Regions from separate parts of the Mus musculus genome. Here region 1 is linked to region 2. A link is a contact called in ENCODE Hi-C or POLR2A ChIA-PET data. All regions are on one chromosome and are shown on one strand. The core of a region is the stretch at or near the end of the contact, and the rest is flanking DNA. Distances in the headings are between cores, read along the strand shown.

Evidence for each region. Hi-C counts contacts between places; a loop is a spot of excess contacts on that map. ChIA-PET counts read pairs that join two places held with the same protein, here RNA polymerase II (POLR2A).
Region 1: a loop to region 2 is called in a map of heart, with 4 times the contacts of the local background. The contact joins the promoter of Arhgap19 here to the promoter of Frat2 in region 2. A Hi-C loop is called at or near these places in 10 of 37 maps with a recorded cell type or tissue (adrenal gland, gastrocnemius, heart and 1 more). POLR2A ChIA-PET finds 5 or more read pairs at or near these places in 2 of 5 experiments (Patski and embryonic stem cell).

Annotation. Positions count from the first base shown.
Region 1 is chr19:41,800,764-41,803,463 of GRCm38, forward strand. Arhgap19 (Rho GTPase activating protein 19) reads right to left here and starts at 1,321. Exons shown (of 12, transcript NM_027667.3): 1 at 1,209-1,321. The coding sequence starts at 1,264.
Region 2 is chr19:41,846,538-41,849,401 of GRCm38, forward strand. Frat2 (frequently rearranged in advanced T cell lymphomas 2) reads right to left here and starts at 1,595. Exons shown (of 1, transcript NM_177603.3): 1 at 1-1,595. The coding sequence starts at 1,374. The coding sequence ends at 679.

The sequences.
Region 1 (2,700 bases), core at 71-2,570, 46 kb before region 2:
CCCCCAGACTAATCCCCTGCAATATGCAATTGACAAGTACACGGGTAGCTGAAACGAGACTGGGAGTTCCAGTCCAGCCGAGGTACTTAGCAAGAACCTGTCTCAGTAACGACAATAGAGGGTTTCAGATTCAGAGAAAACTGTGTTGGTCAGATAGTTAACAGTTTCAAATTTTACATTCAGTTGACAGCAGCCTCAAGGAAGAATTCTAAGTCCTCTTGCTGTAGAACAGTATTTCATTTGTCCTCATTTTCATTACAATTCAGGATTTTCGAGTCGGAGGAGAGATAATCTAATGACATTTATCAACCCACGGGCACAGTTCCCGGGAGAAATAAAAGGTCAAAGAGTGGAAAACTCCTCCATACAAAACAGTAACAATACCCACACAAGCCCATCAGGGCTCAGGAAAAATCAGGCTCACAAACTCGGTTTCCCAAAATTCTTGGTTCTTCTGTTCTGTACTAACTCCGTACCAAAGCATAGCATTGATCATACTCTCTGACAATGTAAGTAATCTCATTCTATTGGAGTGTGTCAGACTCCAAATATTTGTTTGTAATCGGTTAAGAAAGGCTCGACTTTATGACAGGGACAGTACTCGTTCCAGAAAGAAGAAATGAGATCACAATTTCAAGGAAACATAAAAATCTATCGTATTTTGAAGTGTTTGCCAGGATGGGTGCTATGCGCTTTAAATAGGTTGTGTCATCCCGTCCAGGTTCTGAAATAAGTATCGTTATGTTTATTTACAGAAGAAGGCTGAAGCCGAGAAAGGTCAGCCAGCTTAGGGGACAAAAATCCCTTTTAACCATCACTCAAGTCGCGGCTCTGAGTAAAGCGCAGAGGCTGTCACGAAGGACATTTAAAGCTCCCGGGGCGTTGTGGGATTCTCTAAACCGCTCTGGGCTTCAGTTGCCACTCAAAACGCTCGGCGCCAGGGCAGACACCATGACCGTGGCCCGGGGGTCTGCAGCCAGAGCGTCGGGAGGGCTCCACACACGGCCGTGGGACTCGCGGAGAGCAGCGCAGCGGGAAGCACGGACCGCAAAGACCCGCCTCAGCCCCCGCAGGCGCGTCGGCGTAGACACCACGGGAGAGAGGAACAAAGCCCGGGCCTGTGGACCACGGTGACTCAAGGGCAGGGCGGCGACATCGCTAGCCCACAGTCCCGTCTCCTAGGCAGCAGGACGGAAAACTTGGCTCACCTCCGGCCAGAGTCGCAGACCGGCGCCTCCCCTCCACTCGGCGCCTCAGCCGCCATCTTCCGCGGCAGCTTGGTCTGCAGCCCCGCCTCAGGCACCGCCCCTTAGCCCTTAGATTGGCTAGGATGGTTTTCTAAGTCCTGTACGATTGGACGAACCTATGGCCCCGCCTAAATAAGAACCGTTCCATGCTACTATTGGTCTATTCAAATATCTAACTGTCATTGGTAGCACAGAACCAACGAAAGGGCAGGAGAAACACCTGCCCGAGGCCTACCGGGAGATGTAGTTTCTCGTTTTGATTAACCCATGTAGTTCCGCGGATCAAGTCACAAATTCCTGGCTGCGCTCCCCTCCCCGCTAGGTAAATCTCTGAGTTACAAAACTGTCGGTTTTTAAAGTCACTTGAAGAGAAAAGGTTCTTGAGGCCCTGCCCATCCCCCAGTTCGGTAGGCAGTTAACGGTTGCTAGGGAAAAGGGCTCATCACCCCTCACTCACTTAAACCCCCATTCACCCCACCCCCAAGATCCATAGGCTTAGTAAAAGGGAAGAAAAGGCATTTTCTTCAATGGTATATAATCAGTGGTAAATTGCATACGTTCCTGTAAGCTACCCTAAGTAAACTCTTGTGTGTGTATATATGTATGTGTGTATGTATGTATGTATTTATGTATGAATGTATGTATGTGTGTGTGTATGTATGCAGGGGCTGATCTTCAGGGTACATATTTGGGGGAGGGGGAAAGTCAGTATAAAGACACCAAAAGCACTGGCTAGAATAGAGAGGCAAATTTTGGGTCATCCAAACAAGCCTCCTTGGGTGACTTCAGGCCAACAAGAAAATGTGACTAAGCCAGGCAGTGGTGGCGTATACCTTTAATCCCAGCACTTGGGAGGCAGAGGCAGGTGGAAAAAAAAAAAAAAAAAAAAAAAACATGGTATTGATATATGAAATTCACAATTAACAATAAGGGGCAGCTAGAGATGGTTCCGTGGTTCTAAGAACACTTGCTGCTTTTCCTGAAGACTAGAGTTTGATTCCCTGCATTGAAAGGTTCACAAGGGCCAGACAGTGAGTCCAGTTCCAAAGGACTGATTGCCTTCCTATAGCCTCCAGAGCTGGCCTCCGGGGCACATGCGCACAGATGCACAGAGACACATAAAATCTTTTCTAAAAGCAAAAAATATAGATGGTAGAGAGTAAAAAGTGAAGGGAAAGAACATTGTGACCCTGACTTGACCCCCAGACCAGGCAACCTTGACCCTATCTTGACCCCAAGCTCAAAATCAGGGCCAAGAAACAGAATCCCACCAATCCCTGAGCACAAAATTCCCACCAACCCCTAGAATTGCCCCAAAATCAGGCCACAAAAATCCCACCACTCCCTCCCTGGACACCCTGGAAAGCTCTGTCTTCATCGCCTGTCCCGCCCCACCAAGAAACCCTATACAAAACCCGCTGAGCTTCTGCCGCTTTTCACCCCAGCAGAGGCC
Region 2 (2,864 bases), core at 345-2,844:
CTCCACGCGGTGGCAAAGGGACACTCCGGTCTGTGCTTGGCTCCAGAAAAAGACACTGGGGTGAGCGCTCCCAAGAATCCCACAACACTCCACTCTACCAACCTGACCTTGAGTTCAAGTTGGCAAGGTCGAATCAATTGCATGTCCCCATTTAAACTCATCTCTCCCCACCTTCAAGAATTCACCAACCAGGTCCCCAACCTTCATAATCACAAATTAAGCAGGGGAAAGCAAGCGTTGTCAACCCACCAACATAAATCTGCCAACTTATGTTCTTCACCCTAGAACCGCTCTGCTCTGCAATTGTAGCACCATATTCAGAAAGCTTCTGTACCCGAAAATAACGAGATCATATCTACTATTGGTTTTTCAAGTATTGTTAGAAGCCCTCCCGATTCCCGCCCCTGCGAGCCACATCTATAAACAATCCAAGCACACGATAAGGGCTAAGTCAGGTCCAAGTGGATTAAGTAGCTGCCACAGTTCAACCGGTAGATCCCAGGTCCTCGGCTGCTGGTGCTACTCAGTAGAGTCCGTTTTCTCTAACAGCCTCTCGCGGCCGGTAACTTTGAGGCTGTAGCCCGAGGGATGGACGACAGCTCCTGCTCCGCACAGTCCCGGGCAAGACACTGTTGGATCAGCGTAGCGGCGTCCTCTTCCTCCTCCAGGGATCCCCTGTCAGAGCCAGGCGCCCGAGGGCTGCAGAGTGACTGAGTCCGGTCCGCTTCGGCCACCCCCGGACCCCGGAGCGCTCGCGGGGCTCGTGGCCGCAACCGCGGCGACCGCTCGCTGGAGTCTGCGCACCGCCTCCTTGATGAGGTTTCCGGAGAGCACGAGCTGCTGCAGGAGCCGGTGCGGGTCGTCGTCGGCCGCGCGCGCTCCGCCTGCTGTCCACCGCCGCTGCTGGATTCGGTGAGAAGCCACGGAGCCGGGGAGCCACCCTCGCCGCCCCGGCCCGGGAAGCGCGCTGGCACCCGGGGCGATCTCCGCAACGCAGTAGGGCGCCGATCGGCCCCGCACACGCCCGCGCTCCCCCAGCACGCAGCGCACGGCCCCCGGAGGCGCAGGGTCCCCGGTCTCTGCTGACCCCGTCGGCCGCAGCAGCCGCCTCGCTGGGGTCCCGGTCTTGTCCGCCGACAGCGCCGCCAGGACCCGCGGAGGCGCGGGTGGGGGACCCGGGGCGGCACACGGCGAGGCCGGGCGATCGTGCGCCGTGTCCAGCTGCAGCGTCTCGCCGATCTGGACGATGAGCCGATCCACGTCGGTCGAGCCGCCCAGAGTCACCGACTGCTGCAGCAGGAGGAAGCTGTCGTCGTCCTCCTCCCCCTCTGCCTCGTCGCCGGCTTCCTCCTCCTCCTCTCTCCGGCAAGGCATGGCCCCCCGCCCGGGCCCCCGCGGCTGTGCGGGCGTCGCTGGCAGCTCGGTTGGCCGCGGGCTCGGCGAGCCGCGGCTGGGGCGGGAGCGCGGCGGAGGCCCAAGCCGGGCCAGGAGGGGGCCGAGCCTGGGGATGCGGAAGCCGGGACCACCGGGCAGAGGTACCGCGCGCCTTAGAGCCGCGGGAGCCGGAACGCTGCCGGCTTGGGTTGATTTGTAAACAATGGGTGACGTCGCGCGGCTCCTACCACCGCGCGCGACCGTGGGGGGAGACGTTCGCTAGAAGACTTAGGGGCGCGGGACGGCGCAAACCGTGCGAGACCACTGCCCACACTGTCTGCCCAGAGATAGTTTATATGGTTGCGAGCGATTCCGGGGACGGGGCACCGACTTCGCCGAGCCCAGGTCCTAGGACCTCTCGGTCCTAGGAGGCACCCTCGGCGACTGCCAATTGGCTGCTCCCACTCGCGGACACACCCCCAGCACACCCAGCCCCTCCTCTGCCGCGCCCGCTCCAGCCCCACGTGTGGGTAACGCCTGCGCTGGCCCGGGGAGGGGCGACCCCGACGGTTGGGAAGCCGACCCTGTGGTCAGAGCTTCTCAGACTTGCTCCGGTTTCTCAGAGCTACATCGAATTGACTTTTTTTGTAGTTCAAACGAAAATGTTCTCGTAACCATAGGATTCAAACGAGATTAACAGGCTTCCCCCCCCCCCCTTCATCCTCCTCTTTGTACATTATACAGCCACACACAAAAGCATTGCAGTCGCATTAAATTATAAACGCTTTTTCCGGTGACTGCACGCGCTTTGAAAACACTGTACCGATTACGTAAGTTTCCATTAAGTACTTGTAATTGTTTAAATTCCTTCAACGGTTGCTGTTTCTCTGAGTTCGCCGTTGTAGTAAGTGTGTGACTAATGCTCTTTCCCATAAAACTTTTCCAAATTTATGATTCATTTTTCAGAGTACATTCCTAAGAGTGGAGTTTTAGGTCAAAGGATAAGAGTTTTTTTTAGTTTGGCCCTTTTATTTTTTGTAATATGTATGGAAAACCTAGAACTGGGTGAATACACTCTTATTAATATGTGATATACGTCATTCATTGAAACGACTAGAATTTAGTCATTGAAAACCTTATTGTGTATATGAGTCATGTTACAGGTGAAATTGACATTTTTCAGTTTGCCTGTTATATATATATATATATTTTTTTTTTGGTTTGGTTTGGTTTTGGTTATGGTTATTTATCTATTTATTTTGGTTTTTCGAGACAGGGTTTCTTTGTGTATCCCTGACTGTCCCGAAACTCACTCCGTAGACCAGGCTGGCCTCGAACTCAGAAATCCACCTGCTTCTGCCTCCCAAGTGCTGGGATTAAAAGCATGCGTCACCACTGCCTGGTTGGTTTTTTTTTTTTTTTTTAGACTGGGTTTCTCTGAGTAGCCCTGCTGTCCTGGAACTCACCCTGTAGACCAGGCTGGCCTCAAA